2 separate regions of the Homo sapiens genome follow, and region 2 is linked to region 1. The links are chromatin loops, found by intact Hi-C in ENCODE. Cell type or tissue: HCT116. All regions are shown on one strand. Links, peaks and the distances in the headings refer to the core of each region. The heading gives the core; the rest is flanking DNA. Region 1 has its middle 71 kb from the start of DBX2. Region 2 has its middle 72 kb from the start of NELL2.

Evidence for each region. Peaks named below come from ENCODE experiments on the same cell type or tissue, not always from the same donor. Only the 100,000 strongest peaks of a DNase experiment are listed, where the experiment ranks them.
Region 2: it touches region 1 in a loop (13-fold over the local background); 6 of 110 quality-filtered maps call a loop at or near these places.

The regions. Positions count from the first base shown.
Region 1 is chr12:45,118,007-45,126,349 of GRCh38, forward strand. No RefSeq gene overlaps it. Among named protein-coding and RNA genes, the nearest start is that of DBX2, 71 kb to the left of the region's middle. In HCT116, for the core only: CTCF peaks have their summits at 3,410 and 4,979 (motif pointing left); DNase peaks (open chromatin) are centred at 3,421 and 4,935.
Region 2 is chr12:44,944,373-44,952,715 of GRCh38, forward strand. No RefSeq gene overlaps it. Among named protein-coding and RNA genes, the nearest start is that of NELL2, 72 kb to the left of the region's middle. RefSeq lists an enhancer at 4,277-4,476. In HCT116, for the core only: a CTCF peak has its summit at 4,553 (motif pointing left); a DNase peak (open chromatin) is centred at 4,509; H3K4me3 peaks cover 593 bases.

The DNA of each region.
Region 1 (8,343 bases), core at 312-8,311:
TGAGATGGAATCTCGCTCTGTCCCCCAGGCTGGAGTGCAGTGGCGCGATCTCGGCTCACTGCAAGCTCCGCCTCCCGGGTTCACGCCATTCTCCTGCCTCAGCCTCCGGAGTAGCTGGGACTACAGGCACCCGCCACCATGCCCAGCTAATTTTTTTATATTTTTAGTAGAGATGGGGTTTCACCGTGTTAGCTAGGATGGTCTCGATCTCTTGACCTCGTGATCCACCCGCCTTGGCCTCCCAGAGTGCTGGGATTACAGGCCTGAGCCACCATGCCCGGCCTTAAATCATCAATATTTTTCTAAGTCAATGAGCATAGACTTATGTAAATATTTGCATAATATTCTATAGTATAAATAAGCCATAATCTATTCAATTCATTTCCTATGGGCAGGTATTCAGGGTCTGTCTTAGTCTGTTTTGTGCTATTACAGAATACCTGAGACTGGGTAATTTATAATTAACAGAAATTTATTTGACTCATTGTTCTGGAGTCTGGGAAGTCCAAGACCAAGGGGCCACATCTAGCAAGGGCCTTCTGCATCATTGTCCCATGGCAGAAGGGTGGAAGAGCAAAAGACCAATGAGAGAGAGACAAGGGGGCCAAATTCATCCTTTTATCAGGAACCCAGTCCCACATAACTAACCCACTCCTTTGATGATGGCATTAATCCATTCATGAGAGTCGTCATGACCTAATCACCTATTAAAGGTCCCACCTCCCAACGCTGTTGCATTGGGAATTGTTTCCAATCCAGGAATTTGGGGGGACACATTCTAAGCAAAGCAGGATGTATCTAGGGTTTGGGGGTGTCATTTTTTTAATGCAAAAATATAGTTTTACATGGCTTTTTCCTCAAAAACTAGTGCTTTTATTTATGTAAGCTACATTCTGAGAAATAGCACTTCTAGGCCTAATATATGCAAATTTAAATTTAATATTATCAGATCATTTTCAAAAATGTTTTAGCAAGTCAATACTCACCAATAGTGCTTAATAATTATTCATTTTCCCCACACTTTTGCCAAAGTGAATTTGATCCATTTTTTAAATCTTCTACATCTCTGATACATGAAAAATGATATCTCTTTACTTCTCTAATTTACATATCCCTGACTACACTGAGGTACAGCATCTTTACGTATATTTATTGGCTATTTGTATTCCTATTCCTCTTCTGAGAATTGCTAGATCAAATTGTGTACATATTTTTCTATTATATTTCTTGTCTTTTATCCATTTGCAAGAGTCACTGTTATAAGGAAAATTAACACCTTGTCACATATAGGGCAAATATTCTTTCCTAATCTATCATTTGTCTTTCAACTTTATAATGGTGTCTTTTGCCATTCAGAAATGTTATGTCATTATGTAGTCACGTCTATGCATATTTTCTAATGGTTTCTGGATTTTTCTGCCTTGCCTATGAGGGTCCCTATCCTACCCCCGAGGTCATTCATAGTCTCTTTCATTATAGTTTGATGTTTTGTAGTTATATATCTCTCTACCTAGGTCATTTATACAGCTGGAATTTCTCTTTCTATTTGCTGTAAGTTCCAAATCTATTTTTTTCCTTTCAGGTGAATATTCCATTATGTTAACACTATTTATAAGGTAATTCTTCCTTTTCCCACTAAATTGAAATGTCAGCATCATCATATATTAAGTACTTATTTTGAAGAATACCTGAATCAGTTTCTGTGCTCTCTGTTCTGTTCCACTGATTGATTTGTTCATTCTTGAGCCAATATTCATATTATTTTGATTGCAGTAGCCATATAGGGAGTTTTATTAGGTTGGTGCAAAAGTAACTGCAGGGTTTGCCATTGGCAAATTACTGTACACCAGTAATTGCAAAACCTGCAGTTACTTTTGCACCAACTTAATAAAATCTGTATGGTAAGCTCCCCTTTACTATTTGTTTTCTTTCACAGTTTTCTTGACAGTATTTCTATGCTTAGTCTTTCACATTAGCTTTATTTTGATAAGTTAAAAACAACAACAATGGTCGGCCGCAGTGACTCACACCTATAATCCCAGCACTCTGGGAGGCCGAGGTGTGTGGATCACCCGAGGTCAGGAGTTCTAGACCAAACTGGCTAACATGGTGAAACCCCGTCTCTACTAAAAATACAAAAATTAGCTGGGTGTGGTGGTGGGTGCCTGTAATCCCAGCTACTCGGGAGGCTGAGGCAGGAGAACTGCTTGAACCCAGGAGTCAGAGGTTGCAGTGAGCCAAGATTACACCATTGCACTCCAGCCTGAGTCACAAGAGCAAAACTACGTCAAAAAATAAATAAATAAAGTAAATAAATAACAGCAATGAAATTCTGATAATTGTTTTAAGTTTACATACAAATGTGGGAATATTAATGATATTCCCTATCCAGGAATAATACACATGGGCCACATGAAGTTGATATGAAAGCTGTGGTTTAGAAAGGTTATATACCTTGCCTTCCAAAGCCGCATAGCCAGCTAAAGACAGAAATTGCCTTTAGTATCCCTTTGGTGCAAATTTTACAACATTAGTAACCCTTTCATTCATATCTGAGAAGGAAGGTTGTATCACCTGAGGTCAGGAGTTTGAGACCAGCCTGGCCAACATGGTGAAACCCCGTCTGTACTAAAAATATGAAAATTAGCTGGGTGTGGTGGTGGGTACCTGTAATCCCAGCTACTCGGGAGGCTGAGGCAGGAGAATTGCTTGAACCCAGGAGGCAGAGGTTGCAGTGAGATTGTCCTCAACTAAATTACTGAGCTTGTCCTTGACTAAACTACATGGCAGCTTAGCCATTTACAGGGCAGTCAGATGCAAGCAGAATTTGACCAAGCATGGCACCAGTTAATAAGCAAATTGCCAGCTTTCATCCAAATAAATTCTTATTCTTCAAAATATCTAGATTTAATAAGAATGAGAATAAATTTCCACTTAATAAGTATCTGGTACACTCTTGGCTCAAACCTATCTTTACCTATATGAACTTCTGTCATTATAAATTAATTTCTTTGTTTAAAAGTGTATTCTTCTAAAATGTAAATATTATTATAACGATTACTACACATATTGGTGTGAATTGGCTTAATTGCTGCTCTTTTAAGAACCAGCTGGCAAAGTCCCTATTGAAATTAAAATGTTTCTCTTGGAGGGGTGGGGCATGGAGAATGGTTTTAGAAAATGGGACGCCACTTCAGAGTAGCTTAGGCTAAACAGATTGCTGAGAGATATGGGGAAGCTGGAAAGGTGGAGGGACTTGACAAGCTCAGAGGATCCCAGAGCTGGGCCATACAGGAGAGTAAGAGCCACGGAGCCGCACCAGTTATTTCACACTTTCCTTTGGGCTAAGAACTTTTTTGTTCAAAACAAAACATGAAAAAAGAACTTCTGTTCAGCCACCACTAGGTGACAAATGGAGCAAATCATCTCTACAAAATCAGGTGTCTTTCTATATTGACAGCAGTTGTATCCCTCCCATACTCAGAGGAGCCACTTAACAGGAAGTCCAGTCACCATTTGCCATCACTCCTGCTCAAAAACAATGCCCTTTTCAGAACATTTCCAAAGCTAAACCAAAGAACAGCAAGAAAATCAGTTTTAAGGGAAAAGCCTTGCCTGAAGCTGGACACGAATTGACAAGAGATGGAGCCACTAGGCAGCAAATAGGAAAACAGATAAGGAAAAAGCCAGTCAGATCAATAAGTTACCAAAGTCAGTTAATTAACCAGTCAGTACTATGGAGCACCAGCTATGTACTGATTAAATGTAGTTTTAAAAATTACTCAGTTTAACAGACTGATATTGGGTACGCATCACCTGGATGCCCAATGCTTCTGCACATCTCCATCCTTTTTTTTCTCTGGACAGAATAAAATTAGATTCTGCCCTTCTTATTAAATCAAGGTGGTGATGTTACACATAATTTTCTACTTATTCGGCTTATGTTTTATGTATATTTCTTTAAATCATTGGATCAAAGGCACATTTAAAATATTTCCTCAAATGAAATCAGGGCATGATGTAAACTGATGAGTGAATAGTTTTCTTGATAAAGAAAAGTAATGTCAAATTATTATTTCAGAATGTAGGGTAAAATATCAGTCACATATTCATTAACTTATTAAGAAGATTAGCATCTATCCTAAATTTATATGTGGGTATAGTAAATTTACTGAAACATTTTTAAATGAAAGGAATATTTTTAAATGTGATACAAAAAATGTCTATTATTTCCAAATGTAAAAGACATTTCTCAATATTCTGCAACAATATTTTAATACAGCCAGGTGTCCAAAACAATTTATAATAGACATATGCCTCCACTAAAAAATAAAAACAAAAAACCTCCTAAGAATGAAGGTTTGTGGAAGTGATGCTGGATTAGATGATACAAGTCCTGGGTTCTACACCAGGTTGTGACCTTGAGTTTGCTGTACCTTTATAACCTTTTGTTTCTTGTGCTGGGGATATTACACATAGTTGATAGAAGATGAAAATGAGATGAGGCATAGTAATAGGCCTATAGAACTGCAAAAAGCTGTCAAATGCAAAGCATTCTATATCATACAAAATTAGTGTACTTTACTGTGGTGTGTCTACAAACTTCTCTTACTGTTAACATCTTCCATTCCTTGAAAGAAAATAGGACATAATGAACTGATAAAATTAAAAAATTTTAATGCCAGTATCAAACTTTAAATTCAATAGAAAAGCTCACTAGCTGAAAGATTTTGCCTTTTTTTTGTCCTGTAAATATATCATCTCTAAATCAATTTGTTTTTGTGAATTTGTTTTTTAAAAATGAAGTTGCTTTACTGTACATACATAATCGTTTCATTATTATTCACCTAATTGATTCAAGACATTCTGTACTCAAATATCCCCTTCCTGAATGCTCAATTTGATCTGATTACTTTCAATTCAAACTCTTCCTGTCCTGGACACAGAAAGCAAGGGAAGTGCTGCCACCAACAGGAAAATGCAAGTCCCAGTATTTCCACTTACACTAAAATTCTCCATGTTCCCCACTTGGAACTCTTGTTAAATAAACTAAGGCATCGTATAGGCAGTAGCAAAGAAAAATGGAAAAGCTCCTTGGATGCATATAACTTAAATTTAAAACTAAATAAAATTACATCCTATATCAGTAAGAAAAAAAGGCATCTAGAATAATATACTCAAAGGCAAATTTTCTCGGGGCAAGGTGTTACGAACATCACTGGTAGCGACTGACCTTTATTAAATATCTAGTAAGGAGTCTCCATGAAAATATTATTCCTGTATGCAGCGCTGTTATGCCTAAAATACAAAGAACATTTTAAAGAAAATGGTAGCATGCATTCAGTACATAATTTGTTTAGTGTAATAGAGTTTCATGCCTGTACTGTTATATAAGAGCACAGATATATAAAATGCTGCACTATTGTTCTTCTATTGAAAAAATAAAGGTTTTGGCCAGGTGCGGTGGCTCATGCCTGTAATCCCAGCACTTTAGGAGGCCAAGGCGGGCGGATCACGAGGTCAGGAGATCGAGACCATCCTGGCTAACACACAGTGAAACCCCGTCTCTACTAAAAATACAAAAAATTAGCCCGGCGTGGTGGCGGGCACCTGTAGTCCCAGCTACTCGGGAGGCTGAGGCAGGAGAATGGCGTGAACCTGGGAGGCGGAGCTTGCAGTGAGCCGAGATCGTGCCACTGCACTCCAGCCTGGGCGACAGAGCGAGACTCTGTCTCCAAAAAAAAAAAGAAAGAAAGAAAGAAAAAATAAAGGTTTCATGTTTCAAGAGCATCACTCAAGATGACCAGGAAAATGCAATACTAACATTTTTTAAGTATATGATTTTTCTTAAATCTAAGAGGTTTTTATAATTACAAATTATAAGTATATATTATATAAATATTATAATTGTGTCTGAAGATTTGGACACAATTGATGGTTAGGTATATGTATACACATAGGCTTTCCCAATTCTTTTATTCAAAAGCTCTCCAGTCCTTGATCTAGAATCATCTCTGTAGGCATTAGAGGAAGCTAGAACTTGGGTTTTCTGGAGTCACAGCCTTGAGAAGAAAATTATGAGTCACCCTTAAACCCCTAGTTCATCCCATCTATTATTTTAACCACTCAATTTTTTTCATTTCAAATAGTTCTAAGTTTCAAAATACCAAATTCTTCACTCAGGTGCACCCACACATTTCCCACTGAGTTTTTGCAAGTCATACAAATAAAACTGAAGCTACATTTATACCAAATGAATATGGCGTTTGCTTATTTTATATCCAGTTAATATTTGTTTGATGTTAAATTCCTTATAATTTTTATGAGAATTATTAAAAGTCCCAGAAAATTAATTTCAGGGAGCATGTTTTTAATTCTTGACTTTCAACCTCCTATTAAGCACTTACTATATGCTAGTTCCTGTCTGAGGCACTGGGTGAACAAGATACAGTCTTCTTCACTCTAAAACTAAGAATTCATGAAGGAAAAATTTTAATCTCTAACCTATGGATGAATTTATTTGTAAGTATTTCATGAACAAGTCATACGATAAACACAAAAGAGTGTATTAGTAAGAACTGGTGAAATTTGACAACTCTGTTAATATCCCTAACATGTTGGATCTGGCTGTTAGGTACTCAAGTGTCATTACTCTATTTCAGTGTTGAGTAACATGAGTTTTTTTCTTCTATCAAGTTACAGTATTCAGACCACACTATTCTGAGTGCATGAGTCTCTAAAAATGAAGATGCCATGATTTAACAACACTTAAAAGGGCAAAGAGCACAGAAGAGCTCAAAATTCCTCTATCCTCACCTCTTCTTTCCTCACAAACTTTCAATTCACAGCACACAGCTGTAGGAAGGCTGTCACATTGGGGATGTGAATTGTAGTCCTTCAGGCACTTTGCTTCCTCAGCTGGCATTGTCACAATAGCTTCCCAACTAGAATCCATGCCTCCAGGCTCACCCACATGCCAATGCCTTCTCCGTGCATTCAACCATTCTCCTTCCTGTTAAAAACCCTTCAGCGTTGCCTTAGAACCATTAGAGTAAAATCCAAACTTCTTGGAACAGCATTTGAAGACCTTCATGATCTGGCCCTTCCTTAGCTCCAGCTGTACCAATTTCTTGCAGTTCCAAAAATCTACCATGCTCTTTGTTTTGCCTCCTGACCTTTGCACATTTTAGCCCTTCTGCTTAGATTTTTCTCTTCTCTTCTGTTCCCCTTTTCTGGCTTATATGTGCGCTTAAATGCTCTGCTTAACTGTCTTCTCCCCCAGACCTTTCCCTCATCTGCAAAGGGGTCAAGTGACTATTAAAGGGTAGGTTAGGTGCCTATCAAAAATTCTCCCATAGAAACATGTGCCCACTCTATCCTATCTTAGTGTATATAATGTTTTGTGTCCATATGTAATCATGTTTAATTATCTGTCCTTCCAATTATAAAAAGCAGGGAGTCAGTTTATTCACTTTGAATCTTTAATCCATGGCATGCGGTAGGTACTATGTTTACCGAACAATAAAAATACACTGAATAAGGTATACTGAATTAAGGAATAAATTTTCTCTCCTGAAAATGAGCCCTATAGGCTTGTCTGCTCACATCGGCACAAGCTTCTAATTACAAGCGGAATACTCATGAAGGATGGATAACTTGCCAGAGAAGATTATCTTGCTATTAATTACTCAAATAGGAATGTATATAAAAATACTGCTTAAAACATTTGCTTTTGGCTAAGCATTAAGAATTCTCTTGCTCTGGGCACACTAGTGGGCATTTGTAATCCCAGCTACTCAGAAGGTAGAGGCTTGAGCCCAGGAGTTGAAGACCAGCCTGGGCAACATAGCAAGACCCCTGTCTCAAAAAAAAGTAAGAAGAATCAACTGGCCTCTGATTTTTAATTTCCTGGTGAGCAGAGCAATACAATATATCAGAGGAGGGATGGAGAGCTGAATGCAGACTGGGGAGTCATGAGCCATGTCTGTTTGCCCCAAAGTACTGCTCATTTGAAGTTTGATTACCAAGCAGCAGTCAGTTGGTATAATCACATTTCAAGCCTTGTCAAATGCCCAGCTATTTTTCCACGATGACATTTCTGTCATCTCCCAACTGTAACACATCTCCACATGAGTATCCAGAAGTGGATTCATTACTCAATTTAAAAAAGGCGGGTCAACAGGTTGACTAAAGACTCACCCATGAATGTAGACTGAGTCATGACATATTCTCACAGCTGTCACTGATACCTGATTTTCTTCATCACCCAGGTATGTGTGCTTAGACTAGGCAGTCTTTCCCAGCACCTGCAGCCTAGGATTCCATTCTCATTTTGAATACTTC
Region 2 (8,343 bases), core at 124-8,123, 170 kb before region 1:
CTGGGAGACGGGGGTGTCAGTGAGCCAAGGTCACACCACTGCACTCCAGCCTGGGCAACAGAGTGAGACCCCATCAAAAAAAAAAAAAAAAAAGAAATAAAGAAAAGAAAAGGTCAAGAGACTTAAAACAAAATCCATTGAATGTACTTTATATATATATGTATATATACCAAAGGTAGTCATGGAAAGAAAGAAAGAAGTCAGGTGTTAACATCTTCACCAAATGAGGAGCTTTGTAGATTACTACAGGATGGAAGGATAAGCATAGTCCAGCGGCTTTGCTCCAAATAGATATTCCAACTCTTCCCAATTTACAGATAACTTTCTTGGTTTTAACACTGAAAGTCCCACATTCTGGGCCTCCATGAGCTAGGGATTTTGAAAGATGAAGAAAAATGAGACATTTTCTGGATATGGCAATGAAAAGATTATACCTGCTCTATCTCCAGGCCTTGTGAGATATGGATGTTATGAATTTTAACTCTAAAAAACTGTCATGCGGTAGGTACTACTATTATATTTGTAATTCCTCTTCTCAGAATAGAATGCTTTGTTAACATTAGCTGATTAGTTTGAAGCAAATATTTCCAAAACATTTTCCTCACATTTTGTGCTACCTTGATTCCTAAAGGGTAATGATTATGTTTCTTGTCTCGCTAAATCTAATATGCTCTAAAAGCTATAGCTAATTCTGTTTTACCAATAAGTATTGTAAATACTTGAATGCACCCAATAGGAAAAAATCACTCAGGTAAGAAAGTCTTTTCTCACAGAAAAAGTGTTGGCACTCGGGAAAGGATAGGCGTGGTACTGCAGTATCATCCTATAATGAGAAATATTCTGCCATAGAAGGGTCCACATCTTCCACTCCGCTAATTCAAAGACTTCTGGGTCTAGAGTATGGAGGGAGAATCACAGTATTTCATAGGCAGCAGTAACCTTAAAGATACTTTAGAAGTTATTTAGGAGTTATGGAAACCATCTTATTTGATTTAAACCCTTGTGGAAACTCTTCACTCAGATTATGCATTAAAAGTAGTTTCTGTATATTTCTATATTCACATGGCATTAAATGCTGTATGACACTTTTCCATTTCTTAAGCTGGACATTTACAAAATGTGTATCATATTAAGTGATTTCAAAATAACACATGCAAAGAAAAAGGCTGAAAAAATACACAAAAGATTCACTAAAAAATTATCCAGATGGTGCAATGAGACCATCAGGCTAGTCTAAGCCATCTTCCAGGTCTTTCCTGCCTTGTAACCACACCCTTCTCTCTCCTTGCTCTTATCACTAAACTTCTCGAAAGCAAAGTCTATATTTTTTTAACTCCAAATCACATCTTGGATTGAACCTGACTTCAGCCCACACTCTCTTAGGAGGTTACCAAATGACTATTTGCATAGTCATTTATGAGAAAATCCCAATTTCCTATCCTTTTATTATTTTCACCATATTCAGAATGAACTACGTAACTAAATGTGTATGATTTTTACACATGTGTTAGTCTCGCACAAGTTTAAAATCCCTGTCATTTATGAGAAAATCCCAATTTCCTATCCTTTTATTATTTTCACCATATTCAGAATGAACTACGTAACTAAATGTGTATGATTTTTACACATGTGTTAGTCTCGCACAAGTTTATAATCCAGAAAAAAACTACTTAATATGCCATATATCCTAAGCTCAGGTTTAAATGCCCAGCTCTCTAAACTCAGTTTCCATCCCTCCTTGGAATTTCAGTAACGTTTCAAACCATTTGCTATCTCTTCTCCCTGAAATTATCTAACTCCTGTCCACTTTAAAATAATATCTCTTATCTTACTCTCCTATTAAGTTCTTTTACTTTCTACCTCCAAAATTAGTTCATTATTTTTCATATAATTCTTGAACTTTTAGCAACACAATGACACCTCTCTTTTTAATATATTCTTGCCCTGAATAGTTTTCCTGAATGTTCTTTCTTTGGTCACTTAGTGGCTTCTTTTCTTCCTCCAGGCTCCAAAGGCCAGTAATCCCCAAGAACCTACACTTGCACTTTCCCTCCCTTCTTTCTACAAGGCTGACTTTTATTAGCCAAGTGTCTATTCTCATGATTTCAAGAGCCATTCCTAAACAGAATGTACCTCAAAACCTAACATTTTGAGAATTCTTTCCTGCAGTTCCAACCCATTGCTAAAGGCATCTCCACCTGGATGCCTTACAGTCAGTCACCTCACACTCCAACAAAAATCACACTCATCTTCCTAACCAAAACCAGTTATTCTCCTGATTTCTCTAATTCTGGTTAAAGAAGCCACCAATCTCATGGTCACCCAAACTAAAAACCTCTGTTTTTAATCTACTCTAGTCAGTTAGAATGGTTAACTTTTTCTATCTCCACCCTAGGTCTGATAATCATCCCCTCTTCTTCACGCCTACAATTATATTATAATGGCTTCTTAATTGCCTCTTTGCCTCTGGTTTTTCCACCATCCAGTCTGTCCAGGATATTACTGCCAAATAAATATTCTAAAACCCAGTATTATGACATTTCTTATTCAGTAACCTTTAGCAGCCTCCTACCATATAGCAAACTAAAGTCAAACTACCTAACCTGGCAACCAAACCCCTCTAAGCTGCTTGTATTTCTCTGGTAATACTTATCTTACAATAGAGTCAAACCTCTTAGATTCTAAAATCAGAAACGAGAAAATCATACATAATCAAAATTACCCTGGAAAAGTCCTTCGACAGGCACTCCCCTGGAGACCGCAAGTTGGTTTGGCACAGCCAGTTTTTCCTCCAGCATTGGAACAGATTCCTGTTTCTTTGGTTGAGCACCAGGTGAAGTAGTTGGCTTGCTTTTAGGGTACACTTTACATGAAAAATGCATATATGTATATCTTTAAAAACTAGAATCACTCAGCTCAGTGGATATACTTGCACTTCAGAACAGAGACAAACTGAGGAAACCACAGGTTCGCATCTCCATTGTCATGCTCACTCCAGGCAATCATTAAAAGGAATGATGGGCAGTATTGTCAACATTATTTAAATTGGTAATTTTCTCATTTTTATTAGATTGTTAGTTTGCTTTTGTTTTGCTGAGATAATGGGATTTCAACTGTTAAGTCTTCATTAAAAGTTATTTAGGAACTTGCCTTTACTCATCCCCCAGAACTTTGGGGATAGAAATCATGTCATATTCCTATTTTCATTTTATACAGCACTTGACACTGTACTGAGTTACCCTGTAAGTATTTTCTCAACAAATCAAATTTGCTTTGATTTGTTTATAATTAAGTGGTGTTCAATAGAATATGTCTGATGAAAGGGTTATTTCCTATTTTATTAAAATCTGGATCTTTTCCCATAAAGACATATTGACAAAGTCTTTTCTATTGCAATTATTTTAAGGCAACAACTATTTTTAAAATATGTTGCTCTATTTTAAATATAATAATAAAACAATATTGATAAACTCCAGTAGAGGCTATGAAATAGATATATACTTGGTATCTATATTTAATAACCAAAATATACATGTTAAAATATTTGTATATTTCAATACAGATGCCACATATTTATATTTTAAAATAATTAATCTACAGTTGTTATTTAAATTAATAACAAGGGGCCGGGCACAGTGGCTCATGCCTATAATCCCAGCACTTTGGGATGCTGAAGTGGGTGGATCACCCGAGGTCAGGAGTTCGAGAGCAGACTAGCCAACATGGTGAAACCTCATCTCTACTAAAAATACAAAAATTAGCCAGGCATGGTGGCGGCTGCCTGTAATCTCGGCTACTCGGGAGGCTGAGGCAGGAGAATCACTTGAACCCTGGAGGCAGAGGCTGCAGTGAACTGATATCACGCCACTGCACTCCAGCCTGGGAGACAGAGTGAGACTCCGTTTCAAAAAAAATAATAATTAATAAAATAAAAAAATATGAATAACAAGGAAATAACTGCTGTAATATGTCATCATGATTATATTAAATCACGAAAAAAGCTGATAGCATTCCTGCATTAGACTGCATAGGGTTTGCCAATGTTATTTAAATATACCGTATAAATAGAACAAAAAAATAGATCCCAGAAAAATTACAAATACAGTATCCCACGTAACTTAAGATTGTTACAAGAGTTATTTAAATATTTACCTTGGGGAAATATAAGACATCCAGAGCTGCTTCTGGGAGATAATTTAAATAAGCCACCCTGTGCATTTTGAGGGACGTACAAAAATAAAGTTTGGACTTGCTGCCACATCCTCTAGATACCTGTTATATTCTTCCTGAAATTTAGTGACAGAATCTACCCTGTAGTATCCAACACTGTACAACTGGCAGGTTTGAGAAGTCATCTTGAGTTGGGGTGGTGCTAATGGACATTCCCCAGGAGCACCTAAAGGGAAGCTATGAAGGCGACTCTAGGTGGTGTCACACACCCTTGCTTCCCTGGGCAACATCCGCGGGGCTTTGAGAATGTTCCTGGGAACGTTGATCTCCGAGTGAAGGTTGGAGCTTCCTAGTGACCACTAGGGGGATCGGGAGCACCGTTGCGGCAGGCTGCCCTCTGGAGGCCGTGAAAGGAAAGGGCTCCAGGGATGTTCTGAGGTTTACAGGCTGCACACACCAAACAGCAGTGGATGCTGACGCTAAAAGACTATTAATGGGCCAGGAGTGGCGGCTCACGCCTGTAATCCCAGCACTTTGGAAGGCCGAGGCGGATGGATCACGAGGTCAACAGATCGAGACCATCCCGGCCCACATGGTGAAACCCCGTCTCTACTAAAAATACAAAAATTAGCTGAGCATGGTGGCATGTGCCTTTAGTCCCAGCTACTTGGGAGGCTGAGGCAGGACAATCACTTGAACTCGGGAGGCAGAGGTTGCAGTGAGCCGAGCCGAGATCCTGTCACTGCACTCCAGCCTGGCGACAGAACGAGACTCCGTTGTCAAAAAACAAACAACAACAACAAAAAAAACTATTAATGTAGGGAACAGACCTCAGATATTTGGAGCCAGATGAAGATGCCATCGGGGTTACTGATGCCTGGTATGCTGATAACCTTTCTACCTAGATTTCTAGTTTTTCACGCATGTCCAAAGAACTAGGTCTCCCTGAAGAAGGAAAGCTACATATCAGAATGAGGAAACAGAATATATACAGGCTTTGGGATCAGACCAACTTGTATTCAAATCCAATTTGCCATTTATTAGCATGAGAGGATGATTAAGGCCATATATTTAATCCCTGTAAGCTTATGTTTCCTCATCTGGAAAATGCAAAGTACTTGGTATCAGAAGGTACTTTAAAATTAGAATGGATTCAAAAGAGGAAGTTGTACTTTTAGTTTTTAACCTAATACAATTGGAATATCTGGGACTCTGGGTGGTATCATTCATTACTGTCCCCAGCTACCTTTAGTAAAATCTAACATCTCTGTCAATAGCTACACAGACTCCACAGATCAATAACAGCCTTATGTAGTGAAACATGATGCCCTAGAAGATTCTGCTGCTTCCAAACCTGCTATATTTTGTATTGGACATAAATATTAATTGTTCTCATGAACATCAGCCTATAGGGAGGCCTATAGCCTCCCGATCTAACCCCCTACCAGGTGTAGCCAGTATATCTAAATGGAGCTCTCACCTGCCTGTCTGGTACCTTTGGTTCCTCAAGGTGTTGAGAGCCTCATCCAGAATTACAGTTGCCAGAATCAGCAGACTGAGGAGCAGATAGAGTTGGAGGGGCCAGCCTACTTAACTAACCCCTGTATCCCTTTCCCTTGGTATTGGTCTTTGTTGGTAGTATTGGTCCTGCTCCTCAGGCTCCATCTGTTAAACATCTCAACAGCATATACATACAGCTCCCTATTTAATTATTCTAATCCCACCTGATGCTGCCCCCAAGAAGTTTCTTCTGTCCCACGTCATTGCATTAGTCCCTTGAACTGACTTCATCCTGTATTTAAACTATTACACCCTCAGCTTGGGTTTTAAACTTTAGGTCTCATTACAGTACATTTTCCCCAGGCCTCACTCACAAATATTACAACTTAGCCTCAGATTGTTCCTCAAAATCTCTCAAAAGAGCTGATAGTTATGACTGCACCTTTAATCAGAATATATAAGGGCTAGAGTTATTGTCTGGAGTCACTGAACTAGCACTCAGATTCCTAACAGAGGATGTGGCTATAGAAATAGGGTCAGTTAATTCCATTAGTTAGTTTCTGTTAATTAACACTGTCATCAAAGAAAAAAACCCATAAATACTCAGAAATGACTCTAAAAAGAGTTCTTCATCCTCTAATTTAAAAAGTAGTTAATGCACAATTTTTAACTAATGTGGTGGCTTTTGTCTAGTCTCTCCGTAGGAGAACACATACTTAGAGTTGTGCACTTGGGGTTTTTTTCCTGTAATAACGATGGATTTCAGCTGATCCATCTGTTTTCTCCTCTGGAATGCCTCATAACCAAGAGTATGTATCTCCAGATAGCAAGAAAGGGGGAATTATTTAGTGGCCCAAGAATTGCAAGGAATACTAAACGGTTCATAACAGAATTCAGACCTTATTAGAAATGTGTCGGAGGAGGAGCCAAGATGGCCGAATAGGAACAGCTCCGGTCTACAGCTCCCAGCGTGAGCGACGCAGAAGACGGGTGATTTCTGCATTTCCATCTGAGGTACCGGGTTCATCTCACTAGGGAGTGCCAGACAGTGGGCACAGGCCAGTGGGTGCACGCACCGTGCGCGAGCCCAAGCAGGGCGAGGCATTGCCTCACCTGGGAAGCGCAAGGGGTCAGGGAGTTCCCTTTCCGAGTCAAAGAAAGGGGTGACAGACAGCATCTGGAAAATCGGGTCACTCCCACCCGAATATTGCGCTTTTCAGACCGGCTTAAAAAACTGCGCACCACGAGACTATATCCCACACCTGGCTCGGAGGGTCCTACGCCCACGGAGTCTCGCTGATTGCTAGCACAGCAGTCTGAGATCAAACTGCAAGGCGGCAGCGAGGCTGGGGGAGGGGCGCCCGCCATTGCCCAGGCTTGCTTAGGTAAACGAAGCAGCCAGGAAGCTCGAACTGGGTGGAGCCCACCATAGCTCAAGGAGGCCTGCCTGCCTCTGTAGGCTCCACCTCTGGGGGCAGGGCACAGACAAACAAAAAGACAGCAGTAACCTCTGCAGACTGAAATGTCCCTGTCTGACAGCTTTGAAGAGAGCAGTGGTTCTCCCAGCACGCAGCTGGAGATCTGAGAACAGGCAGACTGCCTCAAGTGGGTCCCTGACCCCTGACCCCCGAGCAGCCTAACTGGGAGGCACCCCCCAGCAGGGGCACACTGACACCTCACATGGCAGGGTATTCCAACAGACCTGCAGCTGAGGGTCCTGTCTGTTAGAAGGAAAACTAACAAACAGAAAGGACATCCACACCGAAAACCCATCTGTACATCACCATCATCAAAGACCAAAAGTAGATAAAACCACAAAGATGGGGAAAAAACAGAACAGAAAAACTGGAAACTCTAAAACACAGAGCGCCTCTCCTCCTCCAAAGGAACGCAGTTCCTCACCAGCAACGGAACAAAGCTGGATGGAGAATGACTTTGACGAGCTGAGAGAAGAAGGCTTCAGACGATCAAATTACTCTGAGCTATGGGAGGACATTCAAACCAAATGCAAAGAAGTTGAAAACTTTGAAAAAAATTTAGAAGAATGTATAACTAGAATAACCAATACAGAGAAGTGCTTAAAGGAGCTGATGGAGCTGAAAACCAAGGCTCGAGAACTACGTGAAGAATGCGGAAGCCTCAGGAGCTGATGCGATCAACTGGAAGAAAGGGTATCAGCAATGGAAGATGAAATGAATGAAATGAAGCGAGAAGGGAAGTTTAGAGAAAAAAGAATAAAAAGAAATGAGCAAAGCCTCCAAGAAATATGGGACTATGTGAAAAGACCAAATCTACGTCTGATTGGTGTACCTGAAAGTGACAGGGAGAATGGAACCAAGTTGGAAAACACTCTGCAGGATATTATCCAGGAGAACTTCCCCAATCTAGCAAGGCAGGCCAACGTTCAGATTCAGGAAATACAGAGAACGCCACAAAGATACTCCTCGAGAAGAGCAACTCCAAGACACATAATTGTCAGATTCACCAAAGTTGAAATGAAGGAAAAAATGTTAAGGGCAGCCAGAGAGAAAGGTCGGGTTACCCACAAAGGGAAGCCCATCAGACTAACAGCGGATCTCTCGGCAGAAACCCTACAAGCCAGAAGAGAGTGGGGGCCAATATTCAACATTCTTAAAGAAAAGAATTTTCAACCCAGAATTTCATATCCAGCCA